5 separate regions of the Mus musculus genome follow, and regions 1, 2, 3 and 5 are each linked to region 4. The links are chromatin loops, found by intact Hi-C in ENCODE. Cell type or tissue: heart. All regions are shown on one strand. Each heading gives the region's core, and the rest is flanking DNA. Links, peaks and the distances in the headings are about the cores only.

What was found. Peaks named below come from ENCODE experiments on the same cell type or tissue, not always from the same donor. Only the 100,000 strongest peaks of a DNase experiment are listed, where the experiment ranks them.
Region 1: a loop joins it to region 4, with 4 times the contacts of the local background. A loop is called at or near these places in 14 of 42 quality-filtered maps.
Region 2: a loop joins it to region 4, with 4 times the contacts of the local background. A loop is called at or near these places in 9 of 42 quality-filtered maps.
Region 3: it touches region 4 in a loop (2.3-fold over the local background); 4 of 42 quality-filtered maps call a loop at or near these places.
Region 5: a loop joins it to region 4, with 3 times the contacts of the local background. A loop is called at or near these places in 8 of 42 quality-filtered maps.

The regions. Positions count from the first base shown.
Region 1 is chr4:129,458,873-129,464,851 of GRCm38, reverse strand. It overlaps Bsdc1 (BSD domain containing 1), which reads right to left and starts at 3,173. Exons shown (of 11, transcript NM_133889.2): 1 at 3,147-3,173; 2 at 2,850-2,910. The coding sequence starts at 3,157. In heart, for the core only: no CTCF peak of the experiment used is centred there; DNase peaks (open chromatin) are centred at 2,411 and 3,351; H3K4me3 peaks cover 1,928 bases; H3K27ac peaks cover 1,454 bases.
Region 2 is chr4:129,615,912-129,621,890 of GRCm38, reverse strand. Iqcc (IQ motif containing C) reads left to right here and starts at 2,798. Exons shown (of 5, transcript NM_198026.2): 1 at 2,798-2,877; 2 at 3,256-3,399; 3 at 3,975-4,227; 4 at 4,433-4,533; 5 at 4,711-5,979. The coding sequence starts at 2,836. The coding sequence ends at 5,427. Ccdc28b (coiled coil domain containing 28B) reads left to right here. Exons shown (of 6, transcript NM_025455.2): 3 at 741-907; 4 at 1,015-1,208; 5 at 1,412-1,434; 6 at 2,445-2,617. The coding sequence ends at 2,499. In heart, for the core only: CTCF peaks have their summits at 2,170 (motif pointing right) and 2,790; DNase peaks (open chromatin) are centred at 2,760, 3,710 and 4,570; H3K4me3 peaks cover 2,129 bases; H3K27ac peaks cover 1,700 bases.
Region 3 is chr4:129,185,984-129,191,916 of GRCm38, reverse strand. S100pbp (S100P binding protein) reads left to right here and starts at 2,338. Exons shown (of 7, transcript NM_001379590.1): 1 at 2,338-2,375. Yars (tyrosyl-tRNA synthetase) reads right to left here and starts at 2,014. Exons shown (of 13, transcript NM_134151.5): 1 at 1,845-2,014. The coding sequence starts at 1,901. In heart, for the core only: no CTCF peak of the experiment used is centred there; a DNase peak (open chromatin) is centred at 2,176; H3K4me3 peaks cover 3,328 bases; H3K27ac peaks cover 2,800 bases.
Region 4 is chr4:129,332,894-129,338,872 of GRCm38, reverse strand. It overlaps Rbbp4 (retinoblastoma binding protein 4, chromatin remodeling factor), which reads left to right and starts at 3,503. Exons shown (of 12, transcript NM_009030.3): 1 at 3,503-3,655; 2 at 4,229-4,376. The coding sequence starts at 3,640. It overlaps Zbtb8os (zinc finger and BTB domain containing 8 opposite strand), which reads right to left and starts at 2,905. Exons shown (of 7, transcript NM_025970.4): 1 at 2,734-2,905. The coding sequence starts at 2,830. In heart, for the core only: a CTCF peak has its summit at 3,432; DNase peaks (open chromatin) are centred at 2,912 and 3,402; H3K4me3 peaks cover 3,497 bases; H3K27ac peaks cover 2,293 bases.
Region 5 is chr4:129,605,611-129,611,589 of GRCm38, reverse strand. Tmem234 (transmembrane protein 234) reads right to left here. Exons shown (of 5, transcript NM_029748.3): 4 at 4,411-4,503; 5 at 3,061-4,134. The coding sequence ends at 4,040. Dcdc2b (doublecortin domain containing 2b) reads left to right here. Exons shown (of 7, transcript NM_001195730.2): 2 at 505-681; 3 at 1,113-1,259; 4 at 1,335-1,374; 5 at 1,849-1,975; 6 at 2,405-2,508; 7 at 3,242-3,660. The coding sequence ends at 3,259. Among named protein-coding and RNA genes, the nearest start is that of Dcdc2b, 5.7 kb to the left of the region's middle. In heart, for the core only: a CTCF peak has its summit at 2,735 (motif pointing right); DNase peaks (open chromatin) are centred at 1,459, 2,359 and 2,859; H3K27ac peaks cover 618 bases.

The sequences.
Region 1 (5,979 bases), core at 422-5,421, 130 kb before region 4:
GCCTGCCTCTGCTTCCCAAGTGCTGGGATTAAAAGACCCTCCCCCCCCCCCCAATCCAGAAGAATGGCTTCTCTCTCAGGTCTTGGTTCCACTCTTCCGGGTTTTGATTCTCCATTAAGTTTCTTTGGAATGAGTGATGTTTGCCTGTCTGGCTGACCTACTTCAGAGCTAGTTTGAGCCAGCTGGTCCTCTGCTGCCTGCTGTGTGACTTCCTCATCTTGTGCTCGAAAACTGCAACACGACTTCCTGGAGCACCTGTACTCACCCCATCTTGCATGTCCTCTCACTTCCCAGGGATCAATCCCCTGAATGTTTTCTTTTGAGGAGGTTTACTATGCAGTCTGATCCTTCAGCCCCGCCTCCCTCCCAAGTGCTGAGATTACAGATGTGCACTGTCATGCCCAGCCAAAGCATGTTTTTGAGTATTCAGGTTTTTCATTTTGTTTTTCCTGGATGGGCCTGCCTACTTCTGACCTGGCATGACACAGTGGGACAATAAGGAACCACTAAGAGGGTGAAGCATGTAGGACACAATGAGATTTTCATTTTTAATATGTCCCTCTAGTGACTGGCACATTTTTAGCCACTCAGAGTCCGGTAAGAGTAGTTGTCCAGTAAGAGCATAGCATCAAAGAGTCTAGGGAAAGAAGCAGGCGTCACCTGCAAGGAGAAGTGCGCAACAGACCATGCAGAGCACACACAGTTGTGAGCTGAGGACAAAGATCTTCAGAGGCCCATCTTTAAGGGCAGGTAGAGGAACATGAGTTCAACAGTCAGGAAAGAAAAACCTGCACAGTGCACAAGGGTGTGGAGAACTGGGAGAGAGTTACATCACAAAAGTCGGAAGAGTGACAGTTCAAAAAAAGGTGGGGTAGGGTGGGGTGGGGAGCATGGTAGTGCCAACTGCTGCAGAAAGTTCCAGAAAGATAAGGGCTAAAAAGTACCCAGTGGAGCTGGCAAGTGTGAAATGACTGTCATTACAGATAAGTGTCCAGGTGGTGGCTTCAGGGGTGGGGAGGGAGTAACCCGAAATCAAGCTTATTGACGTCGTATTTTTAAAGTATGCCAGGCTGCTGAACACAGACTTGAGGGAAGAGTTTCCGACGTCAAGGGGAAGAGTAAAATAAGAGGGAGAAAAGGTCTGTTGGGGGCGTGCCTAGACGAAGTGAGACCAGGGCACGTGTCGGGGGAGCACACAATGCAGCAGAGCTTTCTCTAGTGCTGTGTCTGTCTGTACATGAACTTGGACGCGTTGGATCTGTACATGAACTTGGATGCACTGGATGGGGACTCAGTAGACTCAAGGCAGGAGTGGGAAGGAAGCAAGCAGAGGAAGTCAGGTTACACGCCCCTCTCAAAATGAGAGGACGTTTGCTAAGAGAGCAGGAAGACACCGACCCAAAGGGAGCGGAGATGGCCAGCAGCAAAGACGGCAGCAGAGGAGCAAGGGAAAAGTCGAAAAACGGTGACTGAGTTTTACTGAGTCACTTAATAAAGAGCGAATGCCTATGTAGCACCCAGAGAGACCACATATTGTCTGAGTGTTCTGCATATTATCATGTGATCCTCGTGACATCGCATTAGAGAGGTACTGCCATTTCACAGTGAGGAAGGTAAGAAGAAGAAGAAGAAGAAGAAGAAGAAGAAACCAGATAAACAAACTTGCCCAAGTCATAAGCTACACGCCTTTAATCTCAACACTCAGGAAGCAGAAGGAGGCGGATCTCTGTGAGGCTGAGGCCAGCCTGGTCTACATAATGGTCCCAGGGCAGCCAAGGGCGACATACACCATGAGACCCTGTCTCAAAATAAAACAAACCACGACCACCACCAATAACAACAAAATAACTTGTCCAAGTTCCCAGAAATGTAAGGAACTAAAGGGAGAGATTAAGTCTCTTCCTGAAAGCCTCGAAACACACGGGGAGTCCTCACAGGACAGGACACCTGCCGGATAGCACACTTTCTTTGCATGCTTGAGGTCTCATATTAATCCTTAGCGTAAAGTCCTGCCTCTCCATCATCAATAAAACTTCCAGCACAGGGAATTCTCAGATGTGCTGAGCTGTAGCTTGAGCGGAGGCTTCCCAGGAGAACCCGGAGCAAGGAGAAAATAAAAACAAAAACCAAAAAACCAAAAACCAAACAAACAAAAACCGTTCCTAAAGTACTGGGCTGACTTGAGATCAGAAGCCTCTCGGAGTCTGCCCTGAAGCACGACTCCCTTCACTTGCTTGAGGTAAACAGTAATTAGTTACCCCACGACTTAGTTGGGCTGCCTGTAAATAAAGGAATGTGGGATAAAACAGGAACACCAACTGGCATTGCCTAGGACAAGGACAAGCATTAGTCACAATCACAGCCACTTCCCCAGGTCTCCACTCTCTGGCCCCCCCTCATCCCTTTGTAAACCAGTCACATAGGCACCATCAGGTACCAGCGCATATGGCAATCCTCATCTCTACCCGGATTCTTGGCTACACCTTCCTTGGCATGCTCATGACTCCCTAGTCTGGACAATTAGGGACTGCCCTTTCCCGGTATTCACAACAGTAACTAAGCAACTATTTTGCTTGACTGCCTCCACACCAGACTGAGCTTTGTGAGGCCCAAGACTATCTGTCTGGCTAAGGTCTATATCCTCCCAACCTGTCTGTGAGTAGTGACTGTCACATATTCTAATAAATATTGCTGTTTAAGAGTAAGATGTTGTTAGTGGTGGTGTTCTACCCTTTTCTCGTAAATGGCCTCACAGAAGCTCAAAAAAACCCAAGCAGGGGCTAGCTGGGGTTGGTTGCAAGGAGACGGCCGCGGTGCCCTGCCGAGGGAAGGGTGCTGGCCCGGCTTACCTTCTCTTTGACTGCCTGGTAGCTCTGCTGCAGCCAGCTCCGCCACCACCCCACGTCCTCCCTGTGGAAGACAGACACATCTGACGGCCCTGCCGGGCGACTCCAGCCCAGCCTCCGGCCGGAGATGAGGCTTTTCCGGCCGCTTCCCCATGCCCTCGCACCACGCCTCCGCTCTGCCCTTCCAGCTCAGTCCGCACCCGCACCGGCAGCCTGTCCCCAACAGGGACCCCTGGCCCAGTACCCCATCCCTCGAAAAGCCCAAGCCCCCAACGCCAGAAAGCGGAACGCCAAGCTCACCCTTCCGCCATCTTGCCAGCATGACATCACCACTATTTACCGACCTTTGACTTCCGACACGGCACCGCCCCCTCAGGCTCCGCCCCCATGAGCGTGCCCCAATCTTAACACAAGGACAACTCTCCGCCCAGTCCCCGCCCCCCTACATCAATGTGTCTGGCCTTTGTCCAATCCATGTCCCAAATGCGATTTGTCCCGCCTCTGAACTCTCGATCCAATGGTGTGTAAGATTGTCCTCGGGTCCCACCAACCAGCCGCTAGCTTTCCCGGTAGTCCCTGACTACAGTGGCCTCTCCGGGCCAATTTCGGCAGGCTCGTTAGACCGCCAATTAGAAGGCGAGGCGAGGAAAGGAGAGGCCGGGTTGGGACGTTGTGTTCTTAGAACCTGGAGTTAAGTTCCGCCCCCCTTTGTGAAGCCAGCCGCGTAGCAGCTCCTTGGTGTTCTGCTGCAGGCTAATTCAGCAAGCTCCGATTGCGGACCTCAGAGCCAGAGTAAGGCTATGGGGAGAATCCAGAGCTCTCCTCGGGATGACACCCAGGATCATTTGGAGAGGCAGATACATATTCACATTATTTCTTAAGCCCGATTTAAGAAAACGCTAGCTGAAAGTGTTCTGGAAAAATCCCACTGATAGGGGGGAATTGAGGTCTATTGTGTGGTGGAAGGGGGATTTACATAGATCCTGTGGCCCTACCTACTACTTCCTCAATCTACACAAACCCCTCCTTCACCTCCAGCAGGAGGTTGACTCCCCTCCTCGAAGGCTACACTGTAATCAAGGTCATCACTGCTACCTGATCCCATAGCCTCTTACCTGCCTGAGGAACAAGCTATATACTAATTCTCCCAGTGTTCCCCAAGGCCTCCCATCTAACTTTCAAAAAGATTGTTGCTGGTATTTCTCCTGTCTAAAAAACTAACAACTATTGGATGGATCACAGGGCTCCCAATGGAGGAGCTAGAGAAAGTACCCAAGGAGCTAAAGGGATCTGCAACCCTATAGGTGGAACAACATTATGAACTAACCAGTACCCCGGAGCTCTTGACTCTAGCTGCATATGTATCAAAAGATGGCCTAGTCTGCCATCACTGGAAAGAGAGGCCCATTGGACACGCAAACTGTATATGCCCCAGTACAGGGGAATGCCAGGGCCAAAAAAAAAATGGGAATGAGTGGGTAAGGAAGTGGGGGGGAGGGTATGGGGGACTTTTGGGATAGCGTTGGAAATGTAATTGAGGAAAATATGTAATAAAAATAAATAAATAAATAAATAAATAAATAAAAAAATAAAGTAGACCACCATAAGGCTGTTAAGGGAGAAAAAATGGAATGAGTAATTTCCAGTGGTCTTTCTCCCTTCTAAGGTCCATGCTTTGCCTGCAACGAATGCACAAGGTTTAAAGCTAAAAAATGCTGTGATAAATGATTTGTGCTACTGAACAAGATGGGCTAAGAAACAAGTTGAGTTCTTTAATCCCCAACAGAATCTACCTTTGCAATTTCATTCCCCACATTAAAGGTCACTTGGAACTACTGCCTGCCTCTACCTCCCAAGTGCTGGGGTTAAAGGCATGCGCCACCACTGCCCGGCATGTATTTTTTTTTTTTTAACTAGACAATTTAATCCAAGATATTGCAGGTGCTAGGCAAACATGCTATCAGTAAATTACATCCAAGCCCTGAACTGTTAATTTATAATCGCACACATAAAACCATGCCAGTCAGATGGCCGTGCCTCCTCCCAGGGTTCTCCTTTCTGTTCCTACCTGGTTGGTCTGACCTTGCACCTCCACCCTCCTTGCTCACACTGCCCCACATACAAAGGCTACTTAGATTTCCCAGAAACTTTCTGGTGCTTTCCTGACCCTGAGCCCTTGAACATGTCTTCTCTGCCTGCAGTTCTCTGACCTCAGTTTCTTACCCACTCTGACCATGCTATTGAGAACTGCAGCTTGTGCACCATAAATACCAGCACTTGGAGGTGGGGGTGAAAGACCCCAAGAGGAGCCCCTCGCTCAGGCCTCGGGATAATAGCGGACCCCCAAGATCTCATGAGAGACCAAGCTTGATGCAAACCACATGAGGCTTTATTTGGGGAAAGCCAGAGCTCTAGGGACGACTCATCCCACGCAGGGGTAGAGGAGTCGACCTCGAGGGGAAAGGGGTCCCAGTTTTTATAGGCCCTCGGGGAGGGGGGGAGGAGAAGGGGGAAGTAGGGGATTTCCAGGTCTTCTCAAGAAATGGGTATGGGAGGGGTACAAGGAAAGAGTCTAGTGCAGGTGTAGCAACTCCAGATTGGCCCGGCTGTGGTTGCTGGGGAGATTTTCCAACTCTAGCCCAGCAACCAATATCACAAACACCTGGCAGTGAGGTGCAGCAGTGGGCACACACATGGGTTCAAGGAACGGCCAGAACATTGGCAGACACATGAGTTCGAGGAGCGGCCAGAGCATTGTGCACCTCTATTTTTCTAGATCAGTGAAGCTAGTTCTGCTTACAATGAAATCTATTTTGCCAATTTCAGGGCTTCTGTGACCTTTTACATTCTGTCAGGATCTTTCAGGGGCAGGTGGATTTCTGTGCGTTTGAGGCCTGGTCTACACAGAGTTTAAAAAAAAAAAAAAAAAAAAAGCAAACAATCCCACCCAGAGCGAAAGTATCTGCATCCCCAGGACTGCCATCTTTCTTCCTTTCTCAAGTTTTCCCCTCCAAATCCATCACCATAGATAATATTGTGTACTTTAGTTTTTTTTCTTTGATAAGAAATTACCTGCCTCTGGGGCTGGAGAGATGGCTCAGTGGTTAAGAGCTCCGACTGCTCTTCTGAAGGT
Region 2 (5,979 bases), core at 679-5,678, 280 kb before region 4:
GCTTGGACTACACAGTGAGTTCCCGCCAAGTCAAGGCTGAATAGTTAGACCTTGTCTCAAAAATAACAAAACAAAAGATAATTTGGATCCTACCCTAGGTCCAGGTTTGTTCCCATAAATACAATGTGTTCTTTTCCCCATTGTTCTAAATAAAACCAGTGTCCTCTGTGGGGCTCCATACCATCTGCCTGGCCAGCATGTACTGGCATGGCCATAGTAGATTTTATCCGGAGCTCAGGGCTGGCTCTTTGAGAATGGTAGGAAATGCAGTCGGAGAGGAAGGAAAGCCCAACTGGCTGCTGTGTTCAGGGCCACTCTGGGGAGAAGGATGTTGGCCTGCTGGAGCCAGAGCCACGCCTTCAAGGAGATGGAAAATTCAAAACAGTTTCTGGAACGGAACAAGAGCAGGGTGGTTTTTCGTGGGAGGTGCTTCGTTGGCAGTAAAAGAAGAAACTCCCTCAAGGCCAAGGACAAGTGACCTATCCAGAGTCACAGAGGCTTCATGGGCTCTCGGTCAGTCTCCTTGCAGGTAGGCCTCTGGCTACAGCATCCGTGGAAACAGATGCCTTTCTGCCCTCTTCCTTTCTCCCCTTCATCTGCTCCTTCCCTTAACCTATCCTGCTGCTCAGGACAGGCCCAGAGAACAAACACCAGTTTGTGTTGGTGAGTGGGTGGGGCAGATGCAGTAGTGCAGAGAGACATGACACACCTATGACCACAGTCATGTCTACTTTACCCAGAGCAGGCAAGGAGAAATGCCGACCGGTGCTGGCTGGAGGTGGAGGCGGCTCCGCAGGCACACCCCTGCAACACTCCTTCCTGACAGAGGTGACAGATGTTTATGAGATGGAGGGAGGACTGCTGAACTTGCTCAATGATTTTCATTCAGGCCGCCTGCAGGCCTTTGGTAAGTCCGGGAGCAGGGCAGTTCTGTGGGTGCTGCTGGGGATCTTGGTCTGGGGACAGGCTGGGGTTAGGGTCCCAGGCTGCCTCCTAAACTCAAGAGTTGTCCAGGGAAGGAATGTTCCTTCGAGCAGCTGGAGCATGTTCGGGAGATGCAGGAGAAGTTGGCCAGACTGCACTTCAGCCTGGATGTGTGTGGGGAGGAAGAGGACGAGGAAGAAGAGGAGGATGGGGTCACAGAAGGCTTGCCTGAGGAGCAGAAGAAGACAATGGCTGACCGCAACCTGGACCAGCTGCTTAGCAATGTGGGTCATAGAGCTGGCTGTTGTGGATCCTGGGACACCAAGGGTGGAGAGGGCACAGGCTCCCAAGTCTCCCATGGAAAGTTGGGTACATGAACCCAAGAGTTGTGAGCCCCCCCTCCCCCAAGCTCCACCAGTAGGCCTTCCCCAGAGCATCCAGGTTTGTTCTGGGTCCCCTGACATAAACCTTTTCTCTGTGTTGACAGCTGGAAGATCTTAGCAATTCCATGTATCCTTTCCAAGGGGCCTTAGGGATTCACATGCCGCTAGGGTGAGGGAGAAATGAGGAGCAGGAGATGAGTTTCTTCGTTCCTATCTCTATTCACACATAACAAATATTCCCATCTTCAGCTCTCATACTGACTCAGAATTGGCAACAAACTGGCCCCACTTAAGAGGAATGTAGAATTTCCCAAATTCTAAGGGAAAAATGCATCAGGTGTGGTGACACAAAATGTTAATCCCAGCACTTGGAAGGCAGAGGCACGGAAGTGGAGCTCTTGGGTTTTGAGGTCATCCAGATCTACATAGTGAGTTCTAGGACAGCTAGAATTAAACAAACAAACAGAGCAGGGCCATGGAGGAGAGAAAAATGCATGTAAGAAGTATGTTTCAAACAGTGATATCTTTTTTGTTTGAGACCGTCTCACTGTGTAAGCCCTAGCATGATGGAAATCTTTGAAGCAGACACCGACACATAGCAAAGCTTGTCTGCTGTTCTCCTGCCCTTTCCGCCTTTTCTGTTAGGGGGCAAGAGAGATTCTGGGATTCGAAACAGGGTTTCTCTTTGTAGCCCTGGCTGTTCTGAGTAAAGCAGGCTGGCCTTGAACTCACAGAGATACAGAGATCCACCTGCCTCTGCCTCCCAAGTGCTGGAATTAAAGGCATATGCCACCACATCTGGCTTTCAGATTTTAATCTTTTTTTAAAGATTTATTTATTTATTTATTATATGTAAGTACACTGTAGCTGTCTTCAGACGCACCAGAAGAGGGCATCAGATCTCATTACGGGTGGTTGTGAGCCACCATGTGGTTGCTGGGATTTGAACTTCGGACCTTCGGAAGAGCAGTCGGGTGCTCTTACCAACTGAGCCATCTCACCAGCCCCCAGATTTTAATCTTTATTTAGGTGGTTGTGCCCTGGTGTGGTGGTCCTGAACACACACACACACACCTGTACAGTGTGGGAAGACGTGGATACACAGGTCCAAAGTGTCACAGTCCTTGACTGACACAGACAGAAGCTACACTTGGCAGAGAATGCTGAGCCTGAGGACCAGCCAGCTGCGTAGGTGTCGCCTAAACTCTTCTGCTACTCTCCTCTTCAAACTGTGAATTTTACGGATTCGGAAGCCCCTTGGTGCTATGGGGTCGGGGGCACTGGTTGGAATTAAACAAACAGAAAAGCGACTACTCGGTGCTCTCCTTGTTCTCACTGTGCCAAACACAGGGTTGGGGAGGGGGGCCGCACCCGGATGCGTGCGTCTGACGGAGAAGCCCAGCGTGTGTCCCTGGAGACGCGGGTGGGGCCCTATGTTTGCGCATGCCCAGGAGCGGCGCTGTCTGAAGACTCACTGCGCAAACGCACGCAAGCGAGTGACGCACAGCGCAGGGCGGTTGGCGAGGAGATGGATCCCGACCTTTTCCTTCGAAAGGTGTCTACATTGCAGGTCGGGATGGAATTGCGAGTGCACCTGGGGTGAGGGGCTGGACCTTCCGGCGAAATGCTGTCACATAACATCTTACTCGCACGCCCCCGCACTGCACTGAAGAATGCGGAGCTCTGGCCGGGTTAGGGAAGAGAATGAGGGTCAGCATCTTCTCTTCAGCTCCCAGAGCTCCAAACCACACTCGCCTAACCCTTCCCCATGACCGTGTTCCCTCTGGCAGCCCCCAGCATGCAAAGATCTCTCTCTTTTGGGCTCAGAGGTCGAGTGCTTGCCCACCATGTGCAAGGGCTTGGCAACGACAAAATCAAGAGTGCTTGCCAAAATACCGTTTTTCCAAAAATGTTAAGGGCTAGCTTTTCCACTTGTTCTCTACATTAGGCCGGCTTCCGAGGCTTCTTGGTCCGACGTCAATTCCAGAGCCTTCGAGCCGAGTATGAGGCAATTGTACAAGAGATTGAGGGTGACCTCAGCACTCTTCAGTGGACTGGGGGCTGGATCCCCAAGCCCGTATTTCTCCCAGAGGTACGACACTGCAGGGGAAAGGAAAGGAGAACCTGCTATCGGGTTCAAGGGAATGGTGGGTCTTCCCTCTTTGAAGATTTATTTTAATGTGTGAGGGTGTTTTGCCTGTTGTTTGTACACTGTATGTAGCCTGGCACCCCCAGAGGTCCAAAGAGGACATTAGACCCTCTGGAACTGGAGTTAACAACTGTGAACCACCGTATGGGTGCTGGGAACTGAACCTGGGTCCTCTGAAAGAACGAGTTCCTTTAACTGCTGAGCCATCTCTCCGGCAAGCTCCAAAAGTCTGTAGACACAGAGCCTTACTAGGTAGTCCGGGCTGGCCTTGAACTCAACGGATTTCCTGCCTCAACCTCCCCAGATGCTTGCATTAAAGATGTATACTACCCCTTAGACTGGACTTGTTTTTTTCTGCCAAAAGCCTCAGTAGTCATTGGAAGAGAAAGCAGGTTCACTTCCTCACCCGAATCCCTAATCCTGCCCACTTGCCCACTAGACTATGGTTTCTAGACATGGGGGAGGGGGGGGGAGAGCGTTAGCCCTGCAATTCTCACCCCTTTCCAAATTCTCATAAGGCAAAATCTCATCAGTCCTGGAAAGCAGAGAAAATATCAAACCCAGAGCAGAAACTATGGAGCCATTCCCCACATAAAGACTCTGAAAAAGAGCTCATTTGGGAGGAGATGGTGCAGAAGAAGACAGAAAAGAGCCCAGCAAATCCAGGAAGTCTTTGCAGAGATGACAGCGCCTGGCCGCAGGCTGAGCAGGGCAGGAAAGCCAGCCAGGGAAACAGCCAAGATACCTCTGTCTCCAAGATGGAAAATGCAGGTACTTATCTGGCTAGATGGGGCAAATCTGACCTCCTCCGGTCTCAGCCGCCCATGAACCATGAAAGGATATAGTTGCAACCCTCCCCCACCTCCTTCCCTCTGCCTGAGAGCGGGAAGGGTTGCCAGTATCTAGTGCTAGACTAGTTCTCAGTTCTAGGGATGTCTCAAGGCATTCTTCTCTTCTTTCTTCATTGACATCGCAGACCTAGGATTGTCCCAGAGCCAACAGGAGCTCCAGGAGCAGCGCAACCACTTAGCCATGGAGCTGCTGTGGCTACAGCAGGCCATCAACAGTCGAAAGGAGGTAGGACTAACTGAGAGCCCTAAGCTCAAGGGTGGTGTCATGGTTTGTATATTCTTGGACCAGGGAGTGGCACCAGTTGGTGGTGTGGCCTTGTTGGAGTAGGTGCGACCTGACAGGTGGGGAGGGGCCTTTTGCCATAAGGGCCTGGGCTAGCTTCCCTCTGTTCTTTCCTACCAGTACCTAATTCTCAAGCAAACACTGAGATCCCCAGAAGCAAGCCAGACCAGAGACAAGCACAGGGGACAGGCCTATGAGAAGACCTCGTTGCACTCAAGCTGCGTTCTGGACAACCAATCCTATAGAGACAGGATCATAGGAGAGTCCCATCATGCAGAGGACTCCAGCCACAAGGGCAGATTGAAGCCCCAGAAACACCCAGACAGTGTGACCAGTGCAGGTAAAACCACTGCTGGGTCTAAAGGCAGGGAGCTCTGCTATAGGAACTCTGCATCACAGCTGCCTGCAGCATTAGAGAGCCAGGCTGGAGGGGACAGGGTCACCAAAGGGCCAGACCACGGAGGACAGCCCTTTAAGGAAACCTCCCTACAGCAGTTGAAAGTCCTAGAGGATCAGATCCCTGGGGACCTCAAGTTTAGGAGTCCTTGTTCTAGAAAGGCTGAAACACAGCTGCCCACTCTCTCTGAAAATCAAAATATTGAGGACAGATATTCCAGAAAGCCAAGCCGAAGCGCTGGGCCCTGTGATTTGAATATCTTAGAAGGCCACATGATTTGGGATGAGACCTTGGCAGGGCAGGAACAAGGTAGCCTGGATCTCATTAGGACTAAACCACCCAAGAGCCAACCCCCGAGTGCTGGCTCTTCGGGCCATGGAAATACCAGTGAGCTTAGTCCAGAAGGATGGAAAAACCGTGGAATTCTGCAGTGGCGATGAAGACCACTGGAGAACTTGTCTTCCTCAAGACAGGACTAGGGGAAGGGCAGATACCGGAAAGCAGGAGCATCAGGAAAGATCTGGGGATCCAGGAGAGGAAGGGTTCCCAAAAGCAGATGCTGTGAAAAATGACAAGGGAAGCAGGCCCTTGTCCTGCCTCCCTGGTACCACCTGTCTCCTGCCCTTGCCCCTGGCCATCAGTAGATCTCAGGCTAAGAGAAGCTAGAGGGCTGAGCTGGTACGATAGGAGAAAGAAGGACATGCCTTTTTACCTTCTGCCTGGGACTTAAACCAAATTTCACCTCCTCTTGGGGTAAGTAGGGTGGGAGGATCCTGGAGAATAAAAGTTTTCCTTGGATTCTTGGCTGCCATGCAGGAGGAGCTGTGTGGGCAAGCCCTGGAGACGGCTGGCTCACCGTCTTGCTTGCTCGGCTGCCATGGGTGTCCTCGGGTGAGGCATGGCCCCAGAGACTTCGTCCCAGAATTGCTTCTGGCTGCTGATGTGCCACATCGTGTCTGTCATTGCCACACTCCTCACACACGTGACTTGGT
Region 3 (5,933 bases), core at 1-5,000, 150 kb after region 4:
AAGCGGTTTCCTGGAAGAGACCAAAGGTCAGAGTAGGCCAGTGGGATGAAGAGACACAGCAAGCCTGGGGGGGAGGAGAAGGTGGGAGGGAGAAGGAAGAGGGTAGGAAAGGATATGTTGGGAAGGGATGGGGCCTGGAAGTGAGGGGAGCGCAGGGAAAAGGAGAGAAGGGTGATGGGGGCGGGGGGCAAGGAGTGGAGGGAGTGAGAAAGAAATATGAGGAATGAAATTCTGAGAGAAACGAAATCACACACTACCTTGTGTAACACCATCCTGTGAAAGGACACCAATGGGCACACCTTATCTGACTCTAGGCATCAGACCCACCCAGGAGTGGTATACACTTAGGGACAGAAAGCAGATCAGTACTTGGGGGACAAGGATGAGTTAACTCTTAATATAGCTAATGGTACAAGGTTTTCTTTTTCTCTTTTTCTTTCTGTTTTTTCCACTGAGGGTCTTATGAAGCCCATGATGACCTTAACTTCAGCTATGTCACCGAAAGTGTCCTTAAATTCTGGATCTTCTTGCTTCCACTTCCTACATGCTGGGATTACAGCGTGTGCTCAGGTTGGTTCACATTTTTCTAGGGGTCGGGGGAGTTGGGAATAAAAATATTCTAGAACTTTAACCTTGTGGGTATACAAGAACTGACTAAAATGTACCCTTCGAAGAGGTGAATGAATGTTCTTAGTGACAGGGTCTCTGTATAGAGCTCTACCTAGCCAGGAACTCATTATGTAAACAAGGCTGGCCTCCAAATTGCAGCCACCCCCCTGTCTCTGACTCTCAGGTATTAAGATTACAGGTAGCATGTACCACCACACCCAGGATAGGTAAATTTAAAAAAAAAAATAGCTTGGTGGTGCAACCGCCCTTAGCGTAATTCTAGTCCAGTCTTTATCTGGCTTGTAAAACAAAGTTTACAAGCCCCTCATGACTTGGCTCCTACCTGTCTCTCCTTAGAGAACATGTCAAAGGACAGCAATAGGTTCTGTGGAGGAACATCAGAGGCACGGGCAGGCAGGGATGGAAACGGTTCTGTTGGCAGGGAGTTGTGGTGGCCGAGCAGTACTGTGCTTGCTTTATTCCATTTAAATCAGTGTCCTTGGACAAAGGGTGTGTGAGGGCACTGAAGGCTGAGTCCAGGGCCTTACTCATGCTTTACCACGGAGCTGAGCCTAGCCTTCTCCCTGTTCTACAATATTCTTGCTTCCCCTTGGGTCTTCCCTGTCTGAAATGCAGTTCTCAGCGCCCGCGTGTACACAACACACACACACACACACACACACACACACACGCCAGAAGAGGACGTCAGATCCCCTGATACAGGCCGTACCGAATAACCTGACATGGGTGCTGGGAACTGAAAACGGGTCTTCTGTAAGAGCAGTACTTTCTTTCCATTTCAGAGCCATCTCTTCGGCCAGCTCGCCCCTTATTTCTTTTCAGAACTTCAGTCATAGGAACTTTCAGTACGTGTTTTATTTGGGTTATAGGTCCTTTTAAATTTCCGGTTCTCTCCGCCAGAGTCCTGGAAAGACATGGCCCTGACTCCCTAGAGCCTAGCAGTGCTCCCGGCATGGAATAGGATGGGTGGAATGAGGTTCCCAGCCCCAGGAATGGCTGGAGCACAAGCTACGTGCACACAAAGGGTGAGCCCACTGGAGTTTCTCTTGCACCCTGAGAATGGCTGCTTGACTGATCAACTAGCAGAGAGGGCCGTAGAGCCGCCCAGGCGCGGAGACCGCGGCCCCACTCGTTTAGGGATTGGCATCGGGAATCATGGGACTTCAAATTCTCGGTACCCAACGGCGCATCCCAACCCCCCACCAAGGCCTGACCTGCAGGTTCCGGGTGATAAGATGCAGCTTCTCCTCAGGGCTTGGAGCATCACCCATGGCTCCGCTGTCTCTGTTTCCCGCGCTCAGCCGGCACCCGCGCCCTTTCCTCGTTCGCCGTCGTCTCCGCGTGCCGGGAACTGTCACGCTAGTCCCGTCGGGTTGCATCAGCTGAGCTCGTCGCTCCGCTTGCTAGGCCTAGATTCTGTCTGTCCCCTCCTCTCCCCGAGCATCCCCGAGTCAGGAGCAGCAGAGAGTCGAAAGAATCGATGAAACAGGAAGGGGCGGAACCATCCAAAAAAAAAAAAACCAAAACAGTGTAGGTGGAGCTGGGGGGCGGGGTTAGGAAGGCCGCCCATGACGCACCCTCTCAGGGGCGGGGCGGTTTCCTGCCAATCACTGCTTGCTTGCCCTCCCCCTGGTGTTGGCCCCGCTGCCTCGGGGTGGGGGAGGTCGTGAAGGGGGCGATAAAATGGCGCAGGGGGCGGAGTGAGGTGCTGCCGCTCGCCCAGGCTTTTGGCCCGGCTTCCGGAGGTGAAGAGCGGGCGGGACGTAAGGGTCGGCGCCCGTCGTCTAGGCGAGGGGTCGGGGGGGAGGGGGCGGGCCGCCTGTTGCTTCTCCACAGGGCCGCGTTCTTCGTCTTGCCCCCGTGAGGAGTAGGGAAGCTCGTCTCGCTGAGGGAAGGGCTGCTTCTCGCGCCAGAGGTGATGGCGGGCGGGGAGGTTGTCCCTGCCCCCCACCTCCACATCCGTGGGCGAGTGACGCCCCTCATCCCGCTGAGGAAAAGGGAGCTGTCAGGTCCTCGGGCCGCCGGCCCTGCCAGTGGGGGCGGGGGGGGGGGTCTTCCTCTCCCGGTGCCTGCCTTCCCCGCGGGAGGCTGTTGCTAGGGAGAGCGGGGATGGCGGGCTTCCCGCGGGGCGTCGTGGCGGGAGAGGGCGACCCACTCCGGGCGACCGCGGGCCGCAGCCTGCCGAGATGTGGCAGTCAGCGTCTGTCCCCTGAGGTCGGGTGCCCTGGCGGAGCCCGCGGGGGGACCTGGGTCGCCCCTGGGGGGAGGGGCGCGGAGGGAACACGCGCTCCTCCCGCTATCCGCGGGGAGGCGAGGACTCGCTCTCCCGAGTGGGAGGAGGAGGGAAGTGCAGAGGCCCTGGGCGCGGCGGGCGGGCGGGTAGTGTTCCCGACGGGGAGGCCCGCGGGCATCCTCGCAAGGTATCCCTGGGCCACCGTTGCTGGGTTTCATCCAGGGCCGCAGGGAATGCTGCAGACACCTAAGGTGAGCCCTTCTTCAGAGGGCCACCAAATGAGGACGGAGTTCACCGGCTGCCCTCATTTTTTGTTTTTTGTCCTCCCCCCCCCACCCCCCCGTGGTTGTTAAGAGCCCCAGGCTTTAATAGACTATTCTTGTAAAAGAAACCTGTTGCTTCAGTTTAGAAAAATCTGCTGCCTGGGCCTGTGTGGGAATTCTTGGCTCCCTAGTCTGGGGGAATTGTTACCTAAAGCAGAGATTTCCAGACCGGTTATCTTTCCATTTTACCTTGTTTGCAGTTAGCCCAGAGGGAGTTGCAAATTCTTTCAGATAGTCAGTTCCCTTTGTTAAAAAAAAAAATTTTGGGAGGGGCTCATTTTGATGATACACCCTTTTTTGGTGGATGCTGTCTGCTTCACGGGTAGTGTATTTTGTTTAGGAGAGGTTGGAAATCAAAGGCCAATGAGGAGTACCCCTCCACCCCCTTTTGCAAAATCCTTGCTTTTGGTCCTGCATATCAGACCCAGTTGGGTAGTGGTTTTGGTTTTAGAGTCCTGAACTAGGTAGGATGTGTAGTATACATTTGGCATTGGCGTTTTACTGTCCTGAATAGAATGAGGCTTTGTGCACGAAGCCAATAGGCAATAGGTTTTTTGAGGTAAGATAAAAATAGATGGGGGAACCAGTTTCTGAGGTTGCAACCAGGAGGTTAGAGAACAGAGAGGGGGTGGTACACTAAAGTGTGAAGACGGGGGTGGACAGGTGAGGGAAGTAGAAGGACAGAATAGGGTCACACAGAGATGTGGAGCAGAATTAAGAGAATTTAGAAATAGGAAAATATTCCTCCCTGAAAAATAAGCGTCCATGTTTGAAAGATTTACCAGGCAAGTGCCAAGAATGGCAGGTGATGTAGCATTCGAGAGGGGGGATTGTGACACTTAAGAGGTTCACGATGTTTATTATTAACATAATATTATTCTGTGGATTATGATTTTTTTTTTTTTTTTGAGACAGGGTCTTACTGTGTACCACTAGCCAGGAACTTGCAGTGTAGACCAGGCTGGCCTAGAATGCTGAGATGCACCCAACTCTGTCTCCTCTAGGTGCTGGGATGAAAGGCAAATGTCTCCATGCCTTGCCATATTGAAGGCTTCCCTCCCTTGAAAATTCAAGTTGACTTTATGTCAAACCCCTCCTTTTCCCTCCCACCTTTGTCCTGTGTAGCCCCTATGGTTTGGAACTTGAGATGAAGCCTCAGGTAGCCTTGAACGCCTCATCCTCTTGCCTCCCCCACCAACATTCTGGAAATACAGACAAGTGAGCGCCAGTGTGTCTGCCTTTTTCAGATGAGTGTTCTCATTTATATTGAAGTTCAGAGACTTAAATGAATTGCCGAGGTCATTGAATTTTAGCCCAGTGCCTCTAATACAAGCTACTTCATGGGCCATTAATTTAAAGAATTTACCTGATATTTCAGTTACCCATCCAGTCTAGTCCTAAATTAGTTTACTGACAATATGGTTAAGTGCTTCACTAAGTAGATCATACTAAATAATTCCTAAATCGAGTCTGGGGAAGATTCTTGCCAGTTTAGCCTTTTTTCCTATCATTCTTGTGCTTAAGGCTCTTCCGGTGAGATGGATGTAGGTGGTGGGATGAAATAACCATAGCTGGTGGACTAAGTGCCTTATGTTCATGTCTTTCTTAGTATTTATAATAACCTCATGAGACTAATGGACTGTGAGGTTTCCTGTTTTATAGGTGGAGAATTTTCATTACACCTACTTTATAGGTGTGTTTGGTACATCTTTCTCACTGGCTTTATAACTTCATTTTTGTTGTGGTTTGCTTTTTGAGACAGGGTCTCACTGTGTTGCCCAGACTGGCCGGGAACTGACAGTGTAGGCCAGGCAGGCATTGAACTCACAGAGATCCACCTGTCTCTGCCAGTTGACTGATAGGATTAAATGTGTATGTCATCACATCCACCTAGGCCAGCCTGGTCTACATAGTGAGTACCAAGCCAATCAGGGAGACATAGTGAGACTACTCAAAATCCAAACTTTTTTTTTTTTTTTAAAACAATTTGTGTATCTGTGTGTATGGTGTGCAAGCTTTTGTGCATGTGTATCGTGTGGAAGTGGAGGTCTGAGATGAGTCAATTCTTTCCTTCTATCTTTTTTTTGTTTTTCTTTTTGGTTTTTTGAGACAGGGTTTCTCTGCATAGCCCTAACTGTCCTGGAACTCTCTTTGTAGACCAGGCTGGCCTTGAACTCAGATATCCGCCTACCTCTGCCTCCCAAGTGCTGGGACTAAAGGCGTGTACCACCATGCCCGGCTCTTTCTATCTTTATATGGGTACTAGAGAGTAAATTCAGATGTCCAGGCTTGTGGTCCTTTCCTCACTGAGACAGCTAGCCATTTTCTAAGAGTGTTGTTTTATTAGATATTTCAAACAGAAAATTAAGCAAGGTAGCATAATAATAATAATTACCATTATACTTACTTTCCAGGTTTATAGTCTACCTCTACTGATTTAAAAAAAAAATCCAGGTATACTACCTGTAGTTCTAGGACTTGTGAGGCTAACAAGGAGGGAGAGTCAGGACATCCTTGGCTATATAGCAAATTTCAGGATAGCCTGGGCTACATGAGACCTTGACTCATTACAATACCAAAACATTACAGATAGACCGAAGCTATTCATTTCTCCTTGCCACTACCAGAAGTTATTGCTATCCTGAATTTGGTGTTTTTTATTTTTTAAATATTTTTTATAATTTTGTGATTTCTATATATCATAGAAACTTTTTTTTTAACAGATAATTACAGTAGGGAAAAGGTAG
Region 4 (5,979 bases), core at 601-5,600:
GATCATCAGTTACTTTTCCTGACTAACTAGTTGAATTCTGAACACAAAATAGTTCAGGAAAGCCAATTGCACAGGATGTACAATGAGCGTTCCTACAGGACGGACAGACCACAACAGCTCTACTACATGCCCGACTGCGTCTCCTCCTTTTCCGTCTGTCTGTTGCCTGTCCATGGTTTACATCAATTCTTTTCACTTGTTTTGCTTTGAGATGGGGTCTATGGCTGTAGTCCTGGCTGGCCTGCAATTCTCTATGTAGACCAGCCTGGAATAGATTGTCTTGCCTCTGTCTCCAGAGCTCCAGGATTAAGCATGTGTGCCACAGCAACCAGCAATTCTCCCCACTAGCAGGTATTCTCAGAGGTCACTTAACAGAAGCCCTGAATGCTGCTTGGGGATGTGGCTCAGTGATAGAGTACTTGCCTAATGTGTGCTATGTTCTTGATGTTATAGTGAGCATGAAACACAAAGTAAAGCAAAGAGATGAAAGAAGGGAGGGAGGGAGGGAGAGAGAGAGGCCTGGAGTCCATAGAGAACAGTAAAGCTGGTAGACCTGGTAGTGCAACTAAGGTTTTCAGTAGACTTAGACAGGGGGACCACAAGTTTGAGGCCAATCTGATATATGTATTGAGCTCACGTGTTGAGGTACATAGAACGCCATGCTTAAAAATACCACAAACCCCAATGAAACTAATTTTAAAAGGAGGAGGGAGCTAGGAATGGAGGTCACTGGCAGAGTGTTTTCCCTGCTACAACAAAATAAATAACTGATATAAGCATTATTATAAATCTGCAGAACTCTTAGTATAATGCCTGCATCAAAACACTGTAGTTAAGCAAACTCTAGCATGGCTTCTAATAGCATCGGGCCACATCTTTAGGAGAGAGCAGAAGCCTTCATTAAAATGCTTGCCTGAGGAAAGCCTGATGAAGGCTGTAGAATTCTCTCTTTGTTCTAGCCAATGCTTGATAAGAGGCTCTGAATCTCCCTATTTTACAGCAAGTACCAAAAAGCCTTAAAACTGTGACTCTGTATCCCTTCCAGATCTGAACAATCTTCCCTAAAGACCTGTTCTTTGAAATGTTATCATCCCCACAACCCGGGCCTCTTGTCTCTAGTCTGTGGGAGGCCAGGACTCAAGCTTCTAAAAGTGGCAGGGAGCAGGCATAAGTGGCCTTGGCCAGTGACTACAGTGACTAGCCCTTTGTACTCTGTCCCTCCCCTGACTGTAGGAGCCCTTGCTCTGTCCCCCCTCATTCTCCATGTAGAACAGTCTCTATGTGAACTGGAATGACTCTCAGCTCTTACGGCGCCTGTACTTAACCATACTCACTTCGACTTGTGTCTACCTGTGTGACCTTTGACTGGGATAAATGAGCTACACATAAAGGAACCAAGAGCATGAGTCCACTTATGTGAATCTCTAACACAGAAAACTCTACTCCAGAAATCCAAACTATAACAATGGTGGCTTCAGGGATAGGAGGCTGGAAAGGAACTGAGGAAGCTTTCTAAGATGGCAGAACTGGTCTATCTGGAAACTAGGGCTGCTTACACCGGGAGATCTGTTTAGCAACAATAATAATCTGGGCCAGGTGTGGTGGACCATGTCTGTGATTCCAGCACCAGGGAATCACCTAGTGAGTTCCAGGTCAGTGAGGGTTAGAGTGAAATCCTGTCACACACACAAAAAGGAAAGTACTTAACACTTTACTGGGGCATAGGTAAATTATACTCAATTCTTTCAACTTTTTAAAAAAGATGATACATTGCTATATAGGGTGGTTCTCAAATTTTTTAATCTCAGGAACCCTATACTCAAAGACTACTGTAGGGCAGAAGCCATTATAGCTCAGGGGTAGACTACTAGTCTAGGATGTCCATTAAAGACATAAGAAATTTCTTTATTTCTGAGACAGGGCCTTACTCTGTAGCTCTAGCTGTCCTGGAACTCACTATGCAGACCAGGCTGGCCTCGAACTTAGAAATCCGCCTGCCTCTGCCTCCCAAGTGCTGGGATTAAAGGCGTGCGCCACCACTACCCGGCTAAATTTTTTTTTTAAATATTTATTTATTTATTATATGTAAATACACTGTAGCTGTCCTCAGACACTCCAGAAGAGGGAGTCAGATCTTGTTGTGAGCCACCATGTGGTTGCTGGGATTTGAACTCCTGACCTTCGGAAGAGCAGTCGGGTGCTCTTACCCACTGAGTCATCTCACCAGCCCCCGGCTAAATTTTTATCTTTCAAAAAAATTTAACGTGATGCAAAAGTTGCAGTACGTAATAAGATCCAATCTTGGGCTGTGGACACACACGTACGCACGCACGCACGCACAGAAAAAGGTATGTCTTGATTACTCTAACCTGGTCACACTATTCCCTACTGGGAGAAACTCGAGGACAACCCAGAAATCACTTAAAAATACAACTAATGCACAAGTATAATTTACAATGATAAATGTTGGACCAGCGCCACACCATTTAACTCTATCCCCAAAGGTAAGTGTGATTCAGGCACACATGGACTTTTAGAATGGATGGGGGCAGGGGATACGGCCTCGGGTTTCTTCATTCTCTAGTAAGGTGATCTTTTTCTTCACTTTCCCCCTAAATTGGGTCCAAAGAGGGGCACACTGTGATCACGCCAGAGCACCTTTAGGGCAAAGAAGTGGGCGAAGCAGGAAGCCGCAGGTTGTCCGAATGCAAGAGATGTGGGCCACCTACTCACATTCATATTTTCGATTGACTGGAGGATACTTGTCCTTGGTCGCCTTCTGTTCCTCCGTCAAATTGTAATCTCTAACATCTTCCTCCTCTTGAGCCATGATTGCGGAGTTGGTACTCTTACTTCCGCCCTTCATCAGCCAGACTTCGGCCCCGCGCCATAACTTCCGCTCTACACCCCACCCCCTTGGCAGCGGGTCTAAAAGGACCAGGACTCCATTCTGCAAGCTCGCGGAAGGATATACCCGCTTGCGGCTGCCGGGCTGCCGGGCTGCCAGGCTCGGTCCTGCCGCTTTTATAACATGTTTTAGAGACCAGCATCTTATTTCCTGCACTCATCACTATTAGTACCGAGGGAGTCAGTTAAAAGACGCCACCTTGAATTAGGCACCTGTAAGTCTAAACGGTGATGCGTTTTCTCCTCGTCTGGCCCTCCGAGTTGCTAACCAGACCCGGAAACACTTCCAAATTCTTTCGCTACCCTGAGGGAGTTGTCAGCATAACGGCCTGCTAAGAAGATGGCTGCGCATGAGCGTGTAGGGTGTATGTCACGTGATCTGCACGGGCCTCATCCCGGCAGGCGGGGCGCGCGCGCAATCCGTGGAAGTCTCCGGACTGTGGTGGGGGGTGGGGGAGAGAGAAGGGGCGGAGCGCGCGCGCCTCGGGACTCTGGAGAAAACGACTCTCGAGCGTCTCCATAGGCCGCGAGGCGGATGCTCCGCCCACCCCTCAGACCCGCGCTTTCTCATTGGTCGGTGTTGGCGCGAAGGCACGCGAGCCGGCCCCCTACGCACGGGCCGCAGGAAACAATAGAGGCCGCGCGCGCGGAGTGGAGCGCTCGTAGCCTCCCCGCCCCTCCTGCAACGCACGACCCCGGGATCCCCCAACCCCTCCCGGCTCTCCTGCCGCCATGGCTGACAAGGAAGGTGAGTGTGCCGAGGCCGGCTCGGAAGGGACGGTGCTGGCTTGTAGGGCTGTGTCGTGGCCTGTTACGCGGCCTGAGACGGAGAGCAGGCCCGACTCTGGCGAGCCTCGTCCCAGCGACGCCGGCCTGAGGACTGAGCTCCCCGGCGGGGCGGGCTAACGGCGCAGCAGCTCCTCCGGAGCGGATGCGAGGCGACGCCAGGTCTCCGGCCTAGGCGACTACGAGGCTCCCTGCCGGTCCCTCTGCCTGCCGAGACTCGGGGCGCCGCTCTCCATCCCCAGGCTCGATGCGCAGGTCTCCTCCCCGGGTTTGGCGGACTTGGCGCGCGCCACCGTGCTTCGTTCGGGGTTGGACACCATCGGCCCCCGAAGGAGTAACGGAGTGTCCGGCTGGGGTGGCCCCAGGACTTCCGGCCCGCCGCGGCCGAGAGTGGCGTTGGTGCCCGCGACCTGGGAGATTAAGATGAATCTCCATTTCGTTGTCAAAATCCGGGCGCTACGCCGGTGGCTTGGAGAGGTTTGTGCCCTTTCCGTTTACGTTCGCTAACTTGATTTGTCTTTTAAAAACATTTTAGCGGCCTTTGACGACGCAGTGGAAGAACGGGTGATCAACGAGGAGTACAAAATATGGAAGAAGAACACCCCTTTTCTTTATGATTTGGTGATGACCCATGCCCTGGAGTGGCCCAGCTTAACTGCCCAGTGGCTTCCAGATGTGACCAGGTGACGCGAATCTTGAATATTTTTGATAGTTCATATATTTTAATTTTTTTGCCCTCCAGTCACTCAGGGGGGACATTATCAGAGCTTATGAGTACTATTTATTTTCCTCGACTAGAAATAATGTCAAAAACAGAAGATCATTTTGTAATTTACCCTGCAAAGAAAACATGCTCTGTTGTTGTGTTGTTGTTTGATTTTTTTTTTTCTTTTTCTTTTACTTTTTTTTTTTAAGTCATCTCTATTTGTATGAATACACTGAAGCCAGAAGAGGGCATTGGGTCCCATTACAGATTGTTGTGAGCCACCATGTGGTTGCTGGGATTTGAACTCAGGACCTTGGGAAGAGCAGTCAATGCTCTTAGCCGCTGAGCCAGCTCTCCAGCCCTGTTTTTGTTTTTTCCCTCAGCATGGAGTTGAATAGCCATTCTTAAGACTGGAGTTGGCCATGTAATATAAAACTTGACCGTTTTCAAAAGTTATTCTGGGTCCAGTTTATTCAACAAAACATTTGATTTCTCAAGTCATTTATAAGGTTAATAAATAGCAAGATAAATCTGGGGTCTGCCTAACTGAAGTGGGGGCGAGTGTTTTCAGCAGTAGTGTGAGGTTTTAGAGCTTGGTGGGAGGTGGGGCAGAAGGGTTGTAATGTTTAGTGATTGAGACCTACTGATGGGGACTTTGATCCTCAGCACAGAAAGGGGGGGGGGCTGGGACCCTACAGCGAATTGCATACACAAAATGAAGGGGAAAGTCTGTCAGCATGAACTACCAGACTGGCCTGCTGAAACAAGTGGCAATCCAAAGATGGTGGATGTGGGTAATTACTAATGTAAATTTGGCAAAAATGTACTGAATTCTTTGGAAACTCAAGAGTTAAGATACGTGCAGAATTCAATTATGAGGCTGATGGGGTTCAGCAGGTAATAGAAATTTGGAGTAAAGAGTTGTTTTGGTTTGAGGGCTAGGAATTGAACCTTGTGCATGGTAAGGAAGGCAGTACCATCTGCAATACATCTCTACTGTCATGGAAAGTTCATGTGCATTTTACTAGTAACTTAAGAATGAGGCTGCTGGGCTGGAGAGGTGGCTCAGCGGTTAAGAGCACTGGCTGATCTTCCAAAGGTCCTGAGTTCAAATCCCAGCAACCACATGGTGGCTCACAACCATCTGTAATGAGATCTGACACCCTCTCTGGTCTGTCTGAAGACAGCTACAGTGTACTTAAGATTTAATAACAAATAACTCTTAAAAAAAAAAAAGAATGAGGCTGCTACCTTTGCAGCAGTGTAGAGAGAGATGGAGACCTTTATCTGAAGGGTGTTGAGCAAATCCATGCAGGCACCCAGAAGTTTGGAGTTGGACTTTTTTTTTTCATACATAGGAGTCTTTGTTTTTCCTGCATGTTTGTCTGTAGCGTGTGAGTACAATGCCTGCAGAGGTCAGAAGAGGGCTGGAACACTCTGAAACTGGAGTTACACTGTTGGGAGCTGCCATAGAAGTGTTGGGAAACAATTTCTGAAAGAACAGTCAGTGTTCTTGCTGCTGAACTATCTCTCTTGCCTGTGGAATTGGGAATTTATTAGATTAAAAAACTAGTTGGGAG
Region 5 (5,979 bases), core at 315-5,314, 270 kb before region 4:
CAGTCTTTTACGTAATCTCCAGGCCATGGTCCCCAAAGGAATAAGTAAATGGTAAGACACAAGGGCAGAAGACAGGAGTTATGTGACCCAGGAAGCACAGATGCTCCTGTCAGAAAGGTGTGACCAGACTCATCCCTGCTCACTACTCTCCTGCACAAGTTTGGGTCCTGCCTGCTCAGCCCATGTTTAGAACCACCCAGTCTCAACCAAAGTCCTGAACTTCTGACTTGAAGAGCTGACTTGGTTTCAGGAGCCTCCTGTGTCTCAGCGCCCATGTGATGGGGTCTTTGGACAGTGGTTGCCAGCAGACGCCCCCTGCTACATCCAGTGAGTGCCAACCTCAGAGAGCAGGGGGGTGATGGGGGGTGTAGACTTGTGCCTCCCTGAGGCCAAGAAAGTAGGAGTAGGCTCTTTTTTCAGGAGCTCCAATTCCAATAGAAAGATTAAAAACCCAACATGAGAATGGTTCTTGGACCATTTGGTTCTTGCACCCCTTTCACACAGGAGTCTCGGGGATCCTTCCCCTTACTTGGCTGTTCTCTGTCTCAGTGTGTTCAGGAACGGGGACCTGCTAAGTCCCCCCTTTAGTCTAAAGCTGTCCCAGACTGCCATCCAGGACTGGGACACGGTGTTGAAGCTGCTCAGTGAGAAGGTTACGTTACAGAGTGGGGCTGTACACAAGTGAGTATAGGACAAGGGGCAATGTTACACGGTGGGGCTGTACACAAGTGAACATGGGGGGGGGGCTGTACACAGTGAGCAGGGGGGGCTGTACACAGTGAGCACGGGGTGGGGGGTGAGGGGGGGCTGTACACGAGTATGGAACAAGGGAGAATGCACCCTAAGGAACGCCACTGTGTGTGTCTGCTCCTGGGGAGGGTGTGTGCTGTCCAGCAGGCCTTCCTCCTATGCCCCTGAGGACAGCTATGTCCATGTCAAGTCCCATGACCCAGGACAGCTGCGTTTCCTAACCCAGCCCTTCTAGTCAGGGCAGAGCCTATGTTGACTGTTGCCTGGAGGACCAGACTCAGGTCCTCTGCTGGAGCACAGTGCCTACTGGGTAGGAAGTTGCCTTTCACCCACCAGCTCTTTCTTGTTACCTCTCCTCACAGACTCTGCACCCTCGAGGGGCTTCCACTGTCCACAGGGACTGCTCTGGTGAACGGCCATTACTACGTGGCTGTTGGAGAAGAAGAATTCAAGGCCCTGCCCTATATGGAGCTGCTGGTGCCCAGCCCCTCTCTGTCCAGGGGCTGCTGGTAGGTTTGTCTGAGGTGGAGGATCACAGGAAGTGAGTGCCCTCTGACCCACCTCTAACCTCCCCTTCACTGCAGGTGTCCTCCAGGCCTGAAGTACAAAGCCCACAGGAAGAGGGTAGGTGTCAACCGGAACACCCGCACACCACACCCCATGCACCTGCTCAGCAAGCCTGAAAAGCCAGGATTCCATCCCTCCCCCCTTCCTTGGGGTGGGAACTCAAGTTCTCAAGCCTAGGCAAAAAGGCCTCCTCACGAGGCTGGGTGTTGGAACTGGCTACTGGGCAGAGCAGGGCCCAACCTTCCACTCACGGCCCTGTTCCAGGCCTCTGTTCCTCCAGATGAGCCAGTGCATATGTGGCCCAAGAGTAGAAAGCAGCCTGGTTTCACTGGGCATCTCTGAATGCCAGCGTCAATTCAACTATTTCTGGATAGACAGCCTGGTAGGAATGAAGGCAGGCAGGCTGCAGGCTATGAAGAAGGCACACGGCCTCTCCCAAGCTTGCACAGGCAGCAAGGCACACCGAAGCGTAGACTGGGAAGTGAGAAAGATGAAAACATACGAAGCTCTAACCCAGTGTCCCATCTATAGGTCCAGGGCTACAAGGCCTCAGCAGCCCAGCCTTTTCCAAAGGAGCCAGGGGAAACTGGGCCATCCACTTTCTATGCCAGGCCCCAGCAGCCCTGGAGCAAGCTCCCTGCTCTCTCATCTCCATCAGGTGAGGGGGCCCTGGGGCTGGCCCTTTGCATCAGCACCTGTGCTTACACAAACTAGGAAAGCTCTCACATTAGTCCCCCTCTGACGTGAGAGGATGGGCCTTGCTGCTGCTGGGAGATGTCTGCAGCAGAATGAGTCAGCAGAGCTATGTGCCACCCCTCTACCTGCATGTCCCTTGCTTCTATTTCCGTCTGTATTCACTGTTGTGTGTACACACGCACATGGGCACATGCAGGCCATGGCCATGTAGAGGTCAGAGGACAACTCTGTGGAGTCAGTTCCCTCCTTCCACCGTCACACAGGCAGTCACCCTCCGAGGCGTTGGCGAATGTGGACACAGCTGCGGGGAACCAACTGGTGTAGCAGGTGAAGGCACAGGAGCCTGAGGGCCCTACAGCCTGGGCATCGGCCAATGCTGCCTCTTTATTAGGAGTTACGGGAGTGTATGGGGCTCCATACCCGAGGAAGGAGACGGCTGGGGCTCAGGAAGTGAATGAGGATGAGAACACACGCACAGAGGAGCCTGTGGATCAGGTAAGCCCATCACATGGACACCAGGGAGCCTTAAGATGGGCAGAGATCTGAGCTAAAGTCTGGGCTCCAAGGCTCGTCTTCCTGGTGGCTAAGCAGATCTAAATCTGAAAGCCTGGCTTCCTGTTTCCCTTGTGAGGCGTTCAAATATCCAGTAGTCGCCTTTCCTGGTTGGGGACCTCTGGCAGTCCATGCAAATTGGGCACACACATAGCTCTGTATGTCTCCACACATCCACCAGAGGGCAGCAGAGACAGCAGAAGAGGCCTTGTCTGCGCAACACCAGCCTGGGCCTGAAGCTGTAGCCCCAACCTCCGCCCATGCTCCTCCATCTTAAGAGCTGGGAGCTCCAGATACAAACTGGGGGACAACCACTCCCAGCCACCTCTGTCCCCAGCCCTCAGCAACCTGTTCTGGAGAAGCCATGCCTCCTGGGCTCACAGTAGGTGTGGCCTCCTCAGTCACAGGCCCACAGGCAGGTTCTGTGGAGGCTACCTCCTCATGTGATCCTGCCAGAGACACTGCATACTCAACACAAATAAAACATTTGCTAAGCTTTGTTTGCTGTAGATTTATTGAAAGCTGCTGCTGGCCAGATGTTTGCTGCAGCTAGGTGGTGTCCGGCACACAGCTGTCTACTTGCGGGGCTGACAGTTGAGCATTTTGCCCAGGGCCAGCTTGTTTTTCTTCCATCTGACATTCTGATGTAACTTCTGTCCCCAAATCCCACCTTCAGCCAGCCAAAGCACTGTAATGGAGCTGTGGAGGCTTCTGGCCATTCCTGGTTGAGACTGCAGCCAGCCCTTTCCATGTAATGGAGGCGCTGTGTGAGGATGCTGACAGTCTACAGCAGGTAACGGAGGCTGAGTAACAGCTGCCTGAGGTGGCAGCAGGAAGACAAAGATGGCAGCTGAGGGTGGCTGTACAGTCTCCAGTGCTAAATCCTTTTAATGCTTTTCTTCTTTTTGGTTTTCCAAGACAGGGTTTCTCTGTGTAGCCCTGGCTGTCCTGGAACTTGCTTTGTAGACCAGGCTGACCTCAAACTCACAGAGATCCACCTGCCTCTGCCTCCTGAGTGATTAATGGAGTATACCACCATGCCTGGCTCCAGTGCTAAATCTCAACCGTGGAACCCACTAAAGGTTACAAAACCTTCCCAGTGCTGCCCTTCGTCTTGTTTGTTTGTTTTGGGTTTTTTTTTTTTTTTGGTTTTTCGAGACAGGGTTCTCTGTATAGCCCTGGCTGTCCTGGACTCACTCTGTAGACCAGGCTGGCCTGGAACTCAGAAATCCGCCTGCCTCTGCCTCCCAAGTGCTGGGATTAAAGGCGTGCGCCACCACGCCCGGCTTTGCTTGTTTTTTTGAGGCAGGGTTTCTGTGTAGCCTTGGCACTATGGAGAGTATGTTTCTTATTGTGGCCCCTGAGATAGACATGATCTGAGAGATGAGAGAGGCCAGCTGGCCAATCATTCTGCCTACACCTTGGGCCCAGCATCCACCGAGCACAGCAGAGCTGACGGTCGGGGTTGGCCCACTCAGGAGTGCGACGGTTGGCCCTGGGTCTTGCTCACCGAGCTTGTGATGCACACGGTGATCCCTGTGATGGTGAGCACCATGCCAGCCACTGCTTCTGCGATAAAGAACCCGTCAAGGGGTTGGGGTCAGTGGGGCCAAGGAAGAAGACAAGATGGTGACCCCTGGTCCTGGTTCTCATCCCAGCCCCTGCCCCCAGATTGCTCAGGGAAAGGAGACTGCGGGCCACAAGCAAGCAGGAGAGCTGTGGTAGAACAAAGGGCAACGTGAGGGAAGGCCTCTCCTCACCACCCATGGGAGTCAGAATCGGGAAAATGTTCATGTATGCCAAGGCCCAAGCAACCATGCCCTGACGTGCAGCCACCCAACTTACCTTTCCCACCAATATCTTCTCCAAGGACCTTCCCAACAATCAGTGTAAAGACGATGGCCAGAGAGTTGCAGATGGGCACAGCTAACGTCAGATCTGAGCAATTAGAACAAGAAAAATTCCTAGAATGTCTTTCTCAGGATAAAATATTTGCAGCATGCCCTCTTCCCTCTCCTCTTCATCACAGTTGGTCACCACAAGATAGTCACAGTGACACATTTTTGTTTTGGTTTTGGTTTTTGGTTTTCCAGGGTTTCTCTGTAGCCCTGGCTGTCCTGGAACTCACTCTGTAGACCAGGCTGGCCTCGAACTCAGAAATCCGCCTGCCTCTGCCTCCCAAGTGCTGGGATTAAAGGCGTGCACCACCACGCCTGGCAAAAAAAGACACATTTTTAATTCAATCACTCTGGAAGCAGAAGCAGGCCGATCTCCGAGTTCAGGCCAGCCTGTTTTCCTCAGGAGTTCCCGGACAGCTGGGCTACATAGCAACATTCTATCTGGAAAAGAAATAAAACTATGACACATGAAGCAGATGCTGAGAAACAGAGCTACAATCCCAGCCACAAGGAGGCTGAGGCAGGAAGATCAAGTTTGAGGTCAGCCTGGGCCACATAGCAGGAATACTAAAAAGTATGGGACGCATACTGGGGACACACTTGGTCAGTAAAGAGCCTGCTAAGCGCAGAGATCTGTGTCTGGCTCACCCCAGCACTTGTGTGGAGGTTGGGAAAGGTCGGACAGTGGCCTGTACAGGAAACCAGGAGTCTTGGGGAGAGAACGAGTCAGACAAGGTGCTTGGGAGCCTCAGCTCTGACTTAGGACCTTCTTTCTTTACACAGGCTTCACAGAACACAGACAGACACTGATTAACCAGGAAGTACGGATTATGTGTTTGAGTTTTTCATTACATGTCCAGGGTAACAGGTTCAGTCACAACTAGAAAATACAAACAGTTGCCGGGCAGTGGTGACGCACGGCTTTAATCCCAGCACTTGGGAGGCAGAGGCAGGCAGATTTCTGAGTTCGAGGCCAGCCTGGTCTACAAAGTGAGTTCCAGGACAGCCAGGGCTACACAGAGAAACCCTGTCTCGAAAAAAAAAAAGAGAGAGAGAGAAGAAAATACAAACAGAACAGATTTTACTGTTCTTGGCCCTATAACTCCGATTTAAAGAATCTAAAGAATGCCTCAAAGCAAACGTTTCTTATATGACAGCCTGCTTTAGGCTGGAAGTGTTTAAAGTTTTTTTTATTTATTTATTTATTTATTTATTTATTTATTTATTTATTTATTTATTATATGTAAAGTACACTGTAGCTATCTTCAGATGCACCAGAAGAGGGCATCTGATCTCATTACGGGTGGTTGTGAGCCACCATGTGGTTGCTGGGATTTGAACTTCCAACCTTCGGAAGAGCAGTCGGGTGCTCTTACCCACTGAGCCATCTCACCAGCCCGTGTTTAAAGTTTTAAAGCATTAAACATTTAAAGCTAAACAGAAAATGTCTGAACTGGTCTTTCCATGAATAGCAAATACTAACACCTAACTTCTTTTATTATATTGTTTCACCATC